2 separate regions of the Homo sapiens genome follow, and region 1 is linked to region 2. A link is an interaction called in ENCODE POLR2A ChIA-PET data of the cell type or tissue named here. Cell type or tissue: IMR-90. All regions are shown on one strand.

Region 1 (8,000 bases), 180 kb before region 2:
ACACACACACACAGAGAAAAGTGGAATTGTTAGATTTAGATTATTCATTTTTCTGCTTGATTTTCTTCTTTATGGTTTATCTCCTCATAGTAGAAGCACAACATTTATTTATTTATTTATTTATTTATTTGAGATGGAATCTCACTCTGTCACCCAGGCTGGAGTGCAATGGTGCAATCTCAGCTCACTGCAACCTCTGCCTCCCAGGTTCAAGTGATTCTCCTGCCTCAGCTTCCAGAGTAGCTGGGATTACAGGTGCCTGCCACCACGCCCACCTAATTTTTTTTTTTTTTTTTTTTGCATTCTTAGCAGAGATAGGGTTTTGCCATATTGGCCGGGCTGGTCTCAAATTCCTGACCTCAAGTGATCTGCTCGCCTTCTCCTCCCAAAGTGTTGGGATTACAGGCATGAGCCACCACGTCCAGCCTAGAAGCACAACTTTTAAAGAACTCTCATGTAAACCAGGTTCATTAAATGAGTAAGTGTTGAGTTTCAGCAGAGTCTGGATGGGAAAATATGAGAAAATCAAGAATCCAATAATCTGTACACAGAATTCCAGGCCCTCCTTGACTCATTATATCACTTCTAAAATTTAGTTATAAGTAAATAAGAGTTAACTGTACCACTGTTTATAATAATGCAAAGGTGGTTACAATCTTAATATTCAACAAGAAAGGGCTTATTAAATAAATTATGTTAAAGCAATAGAATAAAATACAGCTTTAAAATCACATTTTCTTTTTGTTTTTTTCTCTCTCTCTCTTTTTGGAGACAGAGTCTCACTCTGTCACCCAGGCTGGAGTGCAGTGGAGTGCAGAGCAAACATGGCTCACTGCAACCTCCACCTCCTAGGCTCATGTGATCTCATCTCAGCCTCCGAAGTAGCTAGGACTGCAGGAGTGCGCCACCACACCAAGCTAATTTTTATATTTTTTGTAGAGACAAGGGTCTCCCAATGCTGCCTAGGCTGGTCTTGAACTCCTGAGCCTAAGCAATCCTCCTGCCTGCAGTCCCAAAGTGCTGGGACTCCAGGCATGAGCCACCATGACCAGCCTAAAATTACATTCTCAAAATTATTTAATAACATGAGTATTGCTCACAATATGCTTAGTAAGAAAAAAATCGGCTGGCCATGGTGGCTCATGCCTGTAATCCCTGCACTTTGGGTGGCTGAGGCGGTTGAAGCACCTGAGGTCAGGAGTTCAAGACCAATCTGGCCAACATGGCAAAACCTCGTCTCTACTAAAAATACAAAAAATTAGCCAGGTGCAGTGGTGCGCACCTGTAATCCCAGCTACTTGGGAGGCTGAGACAGGAGAATCACTTGAACCCGGGAGGTGGAGGTTGCAGTGAGCCAAGATCATGCCACTGCACTCCAGCCTGGGTGACAGAGTGAGACTCCGTCTCAAAAAAAAAAAAAAAAAGAGAAAGAAACAAAGAGTCCGGGCACAGTCATTCGTGCCTGTAATCCCAGAACTTTGGGAGGCCAAGGCAGGCGGATCACAAGGTTAGGAGATCGAGACTATCCTGGCTAACACGGTGAAAACCCGTCTCTACTAAAAATACAAAAAATTAGCCGGGCATGGTGGTGGGCGCCTGTAGTCCCAGCTACTCAGGAGGCTGAGGCAGGAGAACGGCGTGAACCTGGGAGGTGGAGCTTGCAGTGAGCCGAGATCGTGCCACTGCACTCCAGCCTGGGCTCTGTCTCAAACAAACAAACAAACAAACAAATTACACTTCACACCTGAATTTACCATGATAGCCCAATTTTGTTGTTTTTTAAAAAGAGGTATAGCTATATATACATATAGAAATAGAAATAGATGGTGGGGGGCACTCATATGAGGAGATACCAAAAGTGTTAATAATGGGGAATCGCTGCTTTAATCTATATGTCACAATAAGTTACTGCCCATTTATGAATTAGCTCAAGAATCAATTAAGGGGCTCAATGAGGGGCTCATGCCTGTAATGTCAGCACTTTGAGACCCGAGGCAGGAGGACTGCTTGAGCTCAGGAGTTCAAGACCAGCCTGGGCAGCATAGGGAGACCCCTGTCTCTACAAAAAAAATTTTTTAATTAGCCTGGTGTGGTAACCTGTGCCCATAGTCCTGGTTACTTGGGAGGTGGAGGTGGGAGGATCACGTGAACCCAGGAGTTCGAGGTGGCAGTGAGCCGTGATTGTGCCATTGCATTCCAGCATGAGCAATGGAGTGAGACCATCTTAAAATAAATAAATAAATAAATAAATAAATAAAGTCTTTGTTGTGCATGTATCAGAACGCATATATCTTTTCTAGATTGTAAGCTTCTAGAGGCGAGAGAAAAAGTCTGTACAGTCACTTTGTACATCAAGACATGCCAAAAGACAACTGGGATTCTCACTATTATTCCCATTTCCCATTATTATTATTTGACACTTTTTATTATTATTTGATTATTTGATAATAATGGGAGATGATGGAATAAAGCAAAAGATCATTTTGAGACTGTAGGTGGGATTTAAATGCTAGAGAAGTGCTTCATAGGTAACATAAATAATACAATTAAAATTAAAATGCTTTACTATTTTTACTTTTTTTTCAGCTTGAGAATGCATTAGTGTTTTTTAAAAACACTCTCCTCAAACCCATTTTTCCTATTACTAAAAATCTAATTAAAAGCAGGAAAGAACAATCAAAACCAAAAGGTGATTAAAAGTAAAAAGTAATATCCTGTGACAATTTTCATGTGCCAAATATAGAACTCACATAGAACACCAAATTAAAGCAGAAACCAAATGAAATTCAGGATTCCAAATTTTTGTGCTTTAAATATATGGTTGATCTCTGGCTTGGTAAAACCAAACAATTTGCCATGAAAACAGCCAATACAAAAACCCCAAGTCTTCTTGACTAGAAGACTTCTTGAACAGAAATCAGTATATTTGTCTTAGCCTGCTCAGGCTGCTATAACAAAATACCTGGAACTGGGTAGCTTATAAAAAACAGAAATTTATTTCTCGCAGTTCTGGAAGCTAGAAAGCCTGAGAACAGGGTGTGCACCAGCAGATTCGGTGTCTGGTGAGGATCAGTTTCCTGATTTCTTAGAAGGCAGCTTCTTGCTGTGTCCTCACATGGTGGAAGGGGCAAGGAAGCTCTCTGGAGTCTCTTTTTTTGGCCACTAATTCCATTCATGTGGGTGGAGCCCTCATGACCTAATTGCCTCCCTAAAGGCCACACCTCTAAAAAACATCACTTTGGAGGTTAGGATGTCAACACATGAATTTTGGGAGGGACACAAACACACCATGACAGTGTTTTAAAGTTTCCAGTTATTATTATTATTATTTATTTATTTATTTTTGAGATGGGATCTCACTCTGTCACCCAGGTTGGAGTGCTATGGCATGATCTCAGCTCACTGCGACCTCCACCTCCCAGGTTCAAGTGATTCTCCTGTCTCAGCTTCCTGAGTAGCTGGGATTACAGGCTTGCACCACCACACCCAGCTAATTTCTGTATTTTTAGTAGAGATGGGGTTTCACTGTGTTGGCCAAGCTGGTCTCAAACTCCTGACCTCAAGTGATTCACCCGCCTCAGCCTCCCAAAGTGCTGGGATTACAGGCATGAGCCACCATGCCTGGCCTCCAGTTGGTTTTTACATGACAAATTAGTTTGTCCACTGGATCATATTGATCTAGGAAACTAGGTAATGTTCAAGTTGTGTAGGACCACCTCTATCTCCAATGTCAAGTGAGAAATTTGTCTTTTTACTTCCTGCTTTTCCTTACAATCCACCCACACAATCCCATGTCTTTCCTTACAATCCACCCATGCAGTCATCAAGCTTTCTTCACCTTCTAACCCTCAGCCATTCTCCATTAAATACCCAGGCTTTGGAAGGTTCTCTCAAATTTATTCAGCCTAAGATAAAAAGTGCTGACCAACTTAGTGAAGTGCTTATATGAAAAATATTGGCATTTGAGTAGAGGAAGTCTTGAAGCCCTCAGTGTTTCTCCACTGGGGCACTATTTGCCCTTAGGACAGAGCCATTTCCATGCCAGTAGGAACTCCGCACTCTCATCTTTTCGAAATTCAGAAACTTGGTGTAGAACTAGTGCTATCAAGTTCTAGTCTGGATTCCTGCCAATTGCTTGGGGATTTATTTATTTATTTAAGGGATATTTATTGGAGATGTACTACAAAGCCAGGCACTGTTCTGGATCTCAGAGCAAGCTTTGGTGCTCATGACTGCACAGGAATCATGACGTAAAATACATAATACACTGAAAACTTTCTTTAACAAACATTATTTGTATGCTGTTCTTTCCGATTTTCCCCCTTTACTTTCCATTTAATTTTTGAAGCAAAATCAAAAAAATAAAATCAAAGTTTAGATTTAACTTTCAAATATCTGTCTCCCCAGTCCTCTGCTTTTTTTCACATTTAAAAATATGATTTTTAGAGGTAGCTTGCCTTTTTTTCTATGTTATTTATATATAAACTTGAGACTCTTGATTACATCCCCTCTTTGGTAATTGGAAAAGAAAATGAAAGTGCCACCTGTTTGCTACCGTAATAGCATTGGTTTACATATCTCAGTTTCAGTACTTTATTTGACAGGATATTACTTTGTTCCATTAAATTGAAAGCTTCTGTTTTCATTTTGTTTCCAGTATATTAGTCATCATCACTCTGTTACCTAAGAGTTTCTTTCTAGGTAATTAAAGATCTCTTTGTATCATGCTTTAACACTGAGTTCGAAATGAATTAACCAATGGGACTTTGGTCTCCTGAGTTTGGTAACATCTGCTTTAAGGAAAGAAATTTTTCAATAAATTTTAAAAGTGTAAAAGAAAAATTTGATTATACATTTCTAATACAGCTGGGTTTATAAAGCATGCCATCTTATTAAATAATGAGAGTAATTTATAAGAAAGTATTACTAACCTCAAACGTTGGGTTAGAAACCAAAGAAGCTAACCTTCCCTCCCAAGAAAAACCCTCCTAAGAAAAACACATTAAAAGAAAATCTGGGCCAGGTGTGATGGCTCACACTTGTAATCCCAGCACTTTGGGAGGCCGAGGCGGCAGATCACCTGAGGTCAGGAGTTTGAGACCAGCCTGACCAACATGGAGAAACCCCATCTCTACTAATAATGCAAAAATTAGCCAGGCGTGGTGGCAGGCACCTGTAATCCCAGCTACTTGGGAGGCTGAGGCACGAGAATCACTTGAACCTGGGAGGCGGAGATTGTGGTTGTGGTGAGCCGAGACCGCACCATTGTACTCCAGCCTGCGCAACAAGAGCGAAACTCTGTCTCAAAAAAAAAGAAAATCTGTTTAGGCCAGGCGCAGTGGCTCGCGCCTGTAATCCTAGCACTTTGGGAGGCCAAGGTGGGCAGATCACCTGAGGTCAGGAGTTCGAAACCATCCTGGCCAACATGGCAAAATCCTGTCTCTGCTAAAAATACAAAAATTACCCAGGCATGGTGGCAGGTGCCTGTAATCCCAGATATTCGGGAGGCTGAGGCAGGAGAATCGGTCTAACCTAGGAGGTGGAGGCTGCAGTGAGCCGAGACGGCACCATTACACTCCAGCCTGGGCAAGAGCGAGACTCCATCTCAAAAAAAAAAAAAATCTGTTTAGTGCCAGGAATGGTGATGCATGTCTGTAATCCCAGCGACTCTGGAGGCTGAGGTGGGAGAATCCTTTGAGCCCAGGAGTTTGAGGCTGCAGTGAGCTATGATTGTATTACTATACTCCAACCTGGGCAACAGAGCAAGACTCTATCTCTAAAGAAAAAAAGAAAGAAAAGAAGGAAAAAATTGTTTAAGTATGTTTTAAAGTATTTATTACTGTTTATTACCATTAAAAAATGGACATCAGGACTTTACCCCTACTTTTCCTATATTTTAAATTGTGAACATGTATTCAAACTGTAAATGAAAATAACATGCTTTTATTAGGCATTTAAAATAAAATGCTTTTCATAATATGCTGGGTTTTTTCATGATATGCTGGTTGTCCCATTACTATTCTAGTAACAAGACATTACATAGATAGATATTTCAACTAATAGAAATCAAAACAGCAGTTACAAAAATAGAAGTAACCATGAAATTAATTATAGCTTGCTGTATGCTGTATAATAATAACAGAGTAAACTTATCACCCAGAATTAAAACTATAGGTCAAAAGAGCAATCTTTTGGGAGTTGGTAATCTTTAGCCATCAGTGAAAGTGTTAGAATGACACAGACCAAGGTTTGAGGATAAGTTTTAATGCTTATTGGAAGTGTGATCTTGTTTTAATAACCCTCTGAGCTGCAAGTTCTTCACCTGTAAAATCGGGACAATAGTGTCTGACTCACAGTTGTTGGGAGAATTAACATGTGTGAAGCACATAGTACACAGTACCCTATAAATGTCAGCATCATCCTCATCATCACCACCGTCCCCATCATTAGAGAAACTAAAAGCCAACTATTGGTTTAAAGGCCTAGTTAGTGGCAAAATCTTCTTGATTACATGGAAAAAAAATTAGTGCCACCAGCCAGGGTTTTTTTTCTGCTGTAAATGGTGAAGCAAAAGTTTTAGCATTATCCAACGCTCATGGATGTTCATCACTGTAAACTGTGAGCCCTCATTACAAAATACTGAAGAGCTTTCAGAATTTAAAAAAAAAAAAAAGATGAGTCAAATTATGTTCTGCTTGATGCTTGATAGTCATGGCATCACTATTTTAATTGGATCTAAAAATGTGAATGTTGGTGATTTATGCATAGTGGAAGTCCCTGAGTATTGGTCTATGACACATCCTGTCACCAGATATGATTGCTTTGTCCTACACGCTGTTGGCACAGATGAAGTTAAAGTGACCAAGATTATCACACAGGATTCAAATCCAAGTTGGCCCACCTCTAAAAGCTTTCATTATGCCACGCTGTCTCTTTGAATTTTTTCCAGGCCACTCATCTACTAGAAATCTCTCATCATTATAGAAACACAATTACAAAATGATCCAATACAATGCAGTGGTATTTTAAAGTATGGTTAGAAAAAAATGTTAAAGGAAAATAATAACCTTTAGATTTTGTTTACACAATACTTGATGACAAGTTAATCTTTGAATATCACGGATAATATCTCATTGACATATTTATGTATATGACTAAATTGAATATTCGGTTACATGGTTGTTTCTGTCACATGAAATGTACATGTATATGCATGTGTATCTGTCTGTAGGTAAATAAGGCCATGCTGCAAATTTTCTGTTTGACCCTCCAGATCACCACCCATTTCCACTCTCGTCCCTGCACTGGTAGGCTGACCTATAAGGACTACATCAATGGACTCTGTTGTTTGCTTGCTTCTAGGCAGGTTCAACTAATAGAGTACATCAGCAGGAGATGGGAGAGAAGGACAGCAAGAGTTTGAAGTATTTATTCCCCATGTCCCTCCCTAAGGTGGTCACTGTGAGAGGGCAAGGGCTCCATCCTTGACCAGACTTCAGATTGGTAAGGCCCTTGCTCTTACCAGCCCCAAGAAATTGCATCACTGTGGTTTCCCCACATCCCCCTTGCATCCTTGTAAATAGTCTCTTTATTAAGCTCTCTTGAAAATCCCTAATGTGAGTGTCCCATCTTACCTCATGTTATGAGGGTCTCTGGTTGATACAAATTCTTAACATGAATAATATAATGGACTGTATAGTTAATATTTTCATCTGCCTCCCAGATTCAATATCCTCCTTCTTCTGGTCAACCTCCTGCTTCTGTTGAGATTGTAAAACATGTGCTCCATTACACATTGCCCCACTCACTGCAAAAACCACCCCAGGATCATGGTGGGTCACTTATATTCCTACTATCCCTTAGAATAAGGATAACTTCACAAGGTGAAGCTGCACTCTAAGCCAGACTAATAAGAATTCTGTACCCAGAACTTCCCAAATTGGAGGGAAGTGGCTTGTCCTCTTCTTGAATGAATAACTGATAAATGTAACCTTGGGGCT
Region 2 (8,000 bases):
AAACAGTGGAAGGGAATCAGAGCCTGGTTAACTGCTTGAGATCTGCAAAGTGCTAAAGATGTTTTGCTTTGCTAGCTTAGCTCCTGTCCTTTAATGACCAATATTTAAAAGTCTTTTACTTTACCCTGGATGTCAGTACATAGTCTGTTTCACGGTCAGTAAACTGAAGTTTCTTTTATATTAACAGAAAATTAGGTTGTTTTTTTTTTTTTTTTGCATGAACTTTAGGAAATCATTTTGGTCGGTTTTATACAATGTGTAAGTTAATGTCTGGAAAGATGTTTTGAAAAGGATGCAGGAATTAGAAGGCACAGAAATGATAATATAAAAATTTAGATCATATATGAATTTTTTCTAAATGTTCAAGCTAATTGCTTTCATTAGTCATCCTGAACTGCTGCAGGTTTCATTTCCCACCAGGACAGCTGTGCCTTTTAAAGTAAAAATAGTCATTTGTATTAACTATAAGGAAAAAGTGGCTTCAGCTGGAAGAACTTACCAACCGAAACACTCTTGAGCTTATAGAAATAACTTTGGTAAGTGGCCTCTCTTAAAAAGGCTGCTGAAAGCTCTAAAATATAAGGATAAAACATACGGTTTCAGACTGTACACTTTGCTGCTACAAACTACATCTTGATGGGATTAAGAGGCTACATTGATTCTTGGGTTTATTGCACCAACAATCCATCTCTGACCTACCCATGGCTGCATCTGAAACAAGGTAAACTCCAAGAAGAAATGAAAACAGTGGGTCCCTAAAGCACTCTTCCCAACAAGCAATTCTTACATGTTTTATGTCAAACAGTCACTGCTAAAGCCACTGGAGCTGAAGATGGCACAATGTGGCTTTCTTTGCTTTACCTTGTCTAAAAAGCAAACTGTGACCTGGAATCCAAAGTCTGTATTCTGATTGTTGTCTCAGAATAGCAAAATATGTTTTCTCCAGTTTGGGGAGCTCATGCTTAAACTTGGAAGCAGTTTCCTACTGGAATATTATGTACACTGCTGACCACCCCGCTCAAGTCACTTGTCTTTATTCTGCCCAAACAGCACAAGGCAATCTGTTGCAACAGCTTAGTGTTTAGTGCTTATGTTTCCTCCTACCAAAAAGGTCAGTTTCTTTGTTGATTCATGGGTAACAAATGGCCTAAAGTGTTCACGACAATCACAAATGCTATTATGTCAAGTAAACCTAAGTCTTCAATGAAGCATCAGCTTGACAGCAAAAACACAAAACAAAAAGGTGGAATGACTGTTTCTGTTTGCTCTTCTCATGCTTTTGACATCACAGAGAGCTTATTCCTTTCTCCTTCAGTTGAGAATTTGATTTTTTTCTTCCAAGGAAGAACTGTCCTGAGCTTTAGCTTATAAGAGTATTTGAGCCACATAAGGAGAATGAGTACTGGCAATAGCAGTCAACAGAGGCAGGTCGTTGGATTCAATCCTGAATATTGAGAAAAGAAAAGAATATTACTTTAAAAGAGCATGGTTTTATGAGAAAGTATTATTTCTTTTTATGAGAAAGTATTATTTCTAGGTACTAAGTTTGATAGATTATCATTTAAAACTAATGAAAAAGCAAAACAGATGGAAGGATAATAAACTTACTCTTTTAATAAAATATTCCAGTGGACACTGACCAGGGAGGCAAAGGGAGAGAAATACAGGAAGTGTGTTGTGCCTGTGTGTGGACATAAAGCTCTTTTTCCCTTGGCAGGGGTCACCAGACTTTCTAACTTTCCTGTATTCCCTATATAACTTCATTGTATCATACTTTAAGGTATTCTCCATTATAAACTCATTCTTCCAGTCAACACTTCTAAATGCATACTGATTTTTCACCTAAGTTCAAATTGGTCTTAGAAAAACGATGATGGTAGCAATTTCTTAAAAAACATTGGGAATTTGTTCAAAGTTTATACTGGGATCCTCACTGAGCATTTAAGCCACAAGATTCTGAGAGCAAAGTGACACTAAAAGGTACTGGGTTAAGAGACATCATGGTTTCAAATGGACACAGCTTTGGCTGCCTCTCTTACAGCAGAGGTGGATACAGTATGGGCACTGGCTAAAAATGATGCCAGGTGTCATGAAAAAAAAAAATTGAACTGTTTCAGTTTGTGGACTATGTCCTAATCCTTACCCTTGAATTCCTCAAAGTAAAAATAAAACAGTATCTGGCATTACCTCATGGGGTTTTCTAGTCCTTCTCCAGTAATGCTACATACAGATCTGATTTCAGAGTGCACAGAAGTTCTCTAGTACTTTTAGTGCTACTGGCCCTGACTACGGGAGGAAGGGGATAAAGGAAGGATGAACATGAGTCCACTAATAATGCACTAAGAGGACCTAGAGATGAGTGCAAAGGGGAATAAAAGCTTATGATTACACGTGTTGATGCACACCTGTAAGGGTCAAGGATGGGGTAAAGCCCTTGAAATGTAAGGCACACATTTGGCAATGGAAAATCTAATAAGGCAAGACGGCCGAATAGGAACAGCTCTGGTCTGCAGCTCCCAGCAAGATCGACGCAGAAGGTGGGTGATTTCTGTATTTCCAACTGATGTACCCGGCTCATCTCATTGGGAGTGGCTGGACACTGGGTGCAGCCCACAGAGGGCAAGTAGAAGGAGGGTGGGGTGTTGCCTTACTCGGGAAGTGCAAGGGTTCAGGGAATTGTTTCCCCTACCCAAGGGAAGCCGTGAGGAACTCAATATCTGCACTGCAGTCTGGATACTGCACTTTTCCCATGGTCTTCATGACCCACAGACCAGGAGATTCCCTTTGGTGTGTACACAATCAGGGCCCTGGGTTTCAAGCACAAAACTGGGCGGCCATTTGGGCAGACACTGAGCTAGCTGCAAGAGTTTTTTTTCCATACCTCAGTGGCACCCGGAATGCTAGCGAGACAGAACGGTTCACTCCCCTGGAAAGGGGGCTGAAGCCAGGGAGCCGAGTGGTCTGGCTCAGTGGGTCCCATGCCCACAGAGCCAGCAAGCTAAGATCCACTGGCTTGAAATTCTCACTGCCAGCACAGCAGTCTGAGGTCGACCTGGGACGTTTGAGGTTGGTTGGGGGAGGGGCATCCACCATTGCTGAGACTTGAGTAAGCGGTTTAGCCTCACAGTGTAAACAAAGCTGCCTGGAAGTTCAAACTGGGCGGAGCCCACTGCAGCTCTCAGCAAGGCCACTGGGGCCAGACTGCCTCTCTAGATTCCTCCTCTCTGGGCAGGGCATCTCTGAAAAAAAGGCAGCAGCCCCAGTTAGGGGTTTATAGATAAAACCCCCATCTCTTTGGGACAGAGCACCTGGGGGAAGGGGCGGCTGTAGGCACAGCTTCAGCAGACTTAAACATCCCTGCCTGATAACTCTGAAGACAGCAGTGGATCCCCCACACAGCGTTTGAGCTCTGCTAAGGGTCAGACTGCCTCCTCAAGTGGATCCCTGACCCCTGTGTATCCTGACTGGGAGACACCTCCCAGTAGGGGCCGACAGAACCTCATACAGGAGAGCTCTGGCTGGAATCTGGTGGGTGCCCCTCTGGGACGAAGCTTCCAGAGGAAGGAACAGGCAGCAATCTTTGCTGTTCTACAGCCTCCGCTGGTGATACCCAGGCAAACAGGGTCTGTAGTGGACCTCCAACAAACCACAGCAGACCTGCAGCAGACAGGCCTGTTAGAAGGAAAATTAACAAGCAGAAAACAGCCACATCAACATCAACAAAAAGGACGTCCACTCAGAGACCCCATCCGAAGGTCACCAACGTAAAAGACCAAAGGTAGATAAATCCATGAAGATGGGGAGAAACCTGGGCAAAAAGGCTGAAAATTCAAAAAACCAGAATGCTCTCTCCTCCAAAGGATCACAGCTCCTCACCAGCAAGGGAACAAAACTGGATGGAGAATTGAGTTTGATGAATTGACAGAAGTAGGCTTCAGAAGGTGGGTAATAACAAACTCCTCTGAGCTAAAGAAGCATGTTCTAACCCAATGCAAGGAAGCTAAGAACCTTGAAAAAAGGTTAGGTGAATTGCTAACTAGAATAACTAGCTTAGAGAAGAACATAAATGACCTGATGGAGCTGAAAAACACAGCACGAGAACTTCATGAAGCATACACAAGTATCAATAGCTGGATCAATCAAGCAGAAGAAAGGCTATCAGAGATTGAAGATCAACTTAATGAAATAAAGCGTGAAGACAAGATTACAGAAAAAATGAAAACAAACGAACAAAGCCTCCAAGAAATATGAGACTATGTGAAAAGACCAAATCTACGTTTGATTGGTATACCTGAAAGTGACAGGGAGAATGGAACCAAGTTGGAAAACACACTTCAGGTTATTATCCAGGAGAATGTCCCCAACCTAGCAAGGCAGGCCAACATTCAAATTCAGGAAATACAGAGAACACCACAAAGATACTCCTCGAGAAGAGCAACCCCAAGACACATAATGGTCAGATTCACGGAGGTTGAAATGAAGGAAAAAAATGTTAAGGGCAGCCAGAGAGAGGTCAGGTTACCCACAAAGGGAAGCCCATCAGACTAACAGCAGATCTCTGCAGAAACCCTACAAGCCAGAAGAGAGTGGGGGCCAATATTCAACATTCTTAAAAGAATTTTCGTGGCACACGCCTGTAATCCCAGCTACTCTGGACGCTGAGGCAGAGAATTGCTTAAACCTGGAGGGGCGGAGGTTGCAGTGAGCTAAGATCACGCCACTGCACTCCAGCCTGGGCAACAGAGCAAGACTCTGTCTCAAAAAAAAAAAAAAAAAAAAAATTTCAACCCAGAATTTCATATCCAGCCAAACTAAGCTTCACAAGCAAAGGAGAAATAAAATCCTTTACAGACAAGCAAATGCTGAGAGATTCTGTCACCACCAGGCCTGCCTTACAAGAGCTCCTGAAGGAAGCACTACATGGAAAGGAAAAAGCGGTACCAGCCACTGCAAAAACATACCAAATTGTAAAGACCATCAACACTATGAAGAAACTGCATCAACTAACGGGCAAAAAAACCAACTAGCATCATAATGACAGGATCACATTCACATATAACAATATTAACCTTAAATCAAATACGGGCTAAATGCCCCAATTAAAAGACACAGACTGGCAAACTGGATAAAGAGTCAAGACCCATGATTGTGCTGTATTCAGGAGACACATCTCACGTGCAAACACATACACAGACTCAAAATAAAGAGATGGAGGAAGATCTACAAGCAAATGGAAAGTGAAAAAAAGTAGGGGTTGTAGTCCTAGTCCTGATAAAACAGACTTTAAACCAACAAAGATCAAAGAGACAAAGAAGGGCATTACATAATGGTAAAGGGATCAATGCAACCAGAAGAGCTAACTATCCTAAATCTACATGCAACCAATACAGAAGGACCCAGATTCATAAAGCAAGTTCTTAAAGAGCTACAAAGAGACTTAGGCTCCCACACAATAATAATGGGAGACTTTAACACCCCACTGTCAATATTAGATCAACGAGACAGAAAATTAACAGGGTATTCAGGACTTGAACTCAGCTCTGGACCAAGCAGACCTAATAGACATCTACAGAACTCTCCACCCCAAATCAACAGAATGTACATTCTTCTCAGCACCTCATCACACTTATTCTAAAATTGACCACAAAATTGGAAGTAAAACACTCCTCGGCAAATGCAAAAGAATGGAAATCATAACAGTCTCTCAGACCACAGTGCAATCAAATTAGAACTCAGGATTAAGAAACTCACTCAAAACCACACAACTACATGGAAACTGTACAACCTGCTCCTGAATGACTACTGGGTACATAACGAAATGAAGGCAGAAATAAAAGTTCTTTGAAACCAATGAGAACAATGACACAGTGTACCCGAATCTTTAGGACACATTTAAAGCAGTGTTTAGAGGGAAATTTATAGCACTAAATGCCCACAAGAGAAAGCAGGAAAGATCTAAAATCGACACCCTAACATCACAATTAAAAGAACTAGAGAAGCAAGAGCAAACAAATTCAAAAGCTAGCAGAAGACAAGAAATAACTAAGATCAGAGCAGAACTGAACGAGATAGAGACACAAAAAACCCTTCAAAAAATCAATGAATCCAGGAGCTGGTTTTTTGAAAAGATCAACAAAATAGACCACTAGCCAGACTAATAAAGAAGAAAGAAGAGAATATTCAAATAGATGCAACAAAAAATGATAAAGGGGAGATCACCACTGATCCCACAGAAATACAAACTAACATCAGAGAATACTATAAACACCTCTACTCAAATAAACTAGAAAATCTAGAAGAAATGGATAAATTCCTGGGCACATACACCCTCCCAAGTCTAAACTAGGAAGAAGTCAAATCCCTGAATAGACTGATAACAAGTTCTGAAATTGAGGCAGTAATTAATAGCCTACCAACCAAAAAATGTCCAGGACCAGATGGATTCACAGCCAAATTCTACCAGAGTGTACAGGAGCTGGTACCATTCCTTCTGAAACTATTCCAAACAATAGAAAAAGAGGGACTTCTGCCTAACTCATTTTATGAGGCCAGGCCAGCATCATCCTGAAAGCAAAACCTGGCAGAGACCCAACAAAAAAAGAAAATGTCAGGCCAATATCCCTGATGAACATCAATGCAAAAATCCTCAATAAAACACTGGCAAACTGAATCCAGCAGCACATCAAAAAGCTTATCCACCACGATCCAGCTGGCTTCATCCCTGGGATGCAAGACTGGTTCAACATACACAAATCAATAAAGGTAATCCATCGCATAAACAAAACCAGTGACAAAAACCAGATGATTATCTCATCTCAATAGATGCAGAAAAGGCCTTCGACAAAACTCAACACCACTTCAAGCTATAAACTCTCAATAAACTAGGTATTGAGGGAACGTATCCCAAAATAATAAGAGCTATTTCTGACAAACCCACAGCCAATATCATACTGAATGGGCAAAAACTGGAAGAATTCCCTTTGGAAACCAGCACAAGACAAGGATGCTCTCTCTCACCACTCCTATTCAACTATTCAACATAGTATTGGAAGTTCTGGCCAGGACAATCATGCAAGAGAAAGAAATAAAGCGTATTCAAATAGGAAGAGAGGAAGTCAAATTGTCTCTGTTTGCAGATGACATGATTGTATATTTGGAAAACCCCAACATTTCAGCCCAAAATCTCCTTAAGCTGATAAGCAACTTCAGCAAAGTCTCAGGATACAAAATCAATGTGCAAAAATCACATGCGTTCCTATACACCAATAACAGACAGAGAGCCAAATCACAAGTGAACTCCTATTCACAATTGCTACAAAGAGAATAAAATACCTAGTAATATAACTTACAAGAGATGTGAAGGACCTCTTCAAGGAGAACTGCAAACCACTGCTCAAGGAAATAAGAGAGGACACAAATAAATGGAAGAACATTCCATGCTCATGGATAGGAAGAATCAATATTGTGAAAATGGCCATACTCCCCAAAGTAATTTATAGATGCAATGCTATCCCCATCAAGCTCCCATGGATGTTCTTCACAGAACTGGAAAAAACTATTTTAAATTTCATATGGAACCAAAAAAGAGCCTGCATAGCCAAGGCAATCCTAAGCAAAAAGAACAAAGCTGGAGGCATCATGCTACCTGCCTTCAAACTATACAACAAGGCTACGGTAACCAAAACAGCACGGTATTGGTACCAAAACAGATATACAGACCAATGGAACAGAACTGAGGCCTCAGAAATACCACCACACATCTACAACCATCTGATCTTTGACAAACCTGACAAAAACAAGCAGTGGGGAAAGGATTCCCTATTTAATAAATGGTGTTGGGAAAACTGGCTAGCCATATGCAGAAAACTGAAACTGGAACCCTTCATTACACCTTTTACAAAAATTAACTCAAGATGGATTAAAGACTTAAATGTAAGACCTAAAACCATAAAAACCCTAGAAGAAAACCTAGGCAATACCATTCAGGCATAGGCATGGGC

What was found. ChIA-PET counts read pairs that join two places held together with the same protein. Peaks named below come from ENCODE experiments on the same cell type or tissue, not always from the same donor. Only the 100,000 strongest peaks of a DNase experiment are listed, where the experiment ranks them.
Region 1: POLR2A ChIA-PET joins it to region 2 with 5 read pairs; 2 of 35 experiments call an interaction of 5 or more read pairs at or near these places.

What each region holds. Positions count from the first base shown.
Region 1 is chr4:159,074,463-159,082,462 of GRCh38, reverse strand. It overlaps a transcript of SPMIP2 not described here. Among named protein-coding and RNA genes, the nearest start is that of RAPGEF2, 25 kb to the left of the region's middle. RefSeq lists an enhancer at 4,563-4,712. In IMR-90, no CTCF peak of the experiment used is centred here; no DNase peak of the experiment used is centred here.
Region 2 is chr4:158,897,910-158,905,909 of GRCh38, reverse strand. It overlaps FNIP2 (folliculin interacting protein 2), which reads right to left. Exons shown (of 17, transcript NM_020840.3): 17 at 1-1,444. The coding sequence ends at 1,366. All of the region lies in intron 4 of SPMIP2 (sperm microtubule inner protein 2), which reads left to right. Among named protein-coding and RNA genes, the nearest start is that of FNIP2, 130 kb to the right of the region's middle. RefSeq lists enhancers at 2,276-3,141, 3,142-4,007. In IMR-90, no CTCF peak of the experiment used is centred here; a DNase peak (open chromatin) is centred at 3,109; H3K27ac peaks cover 572 bases.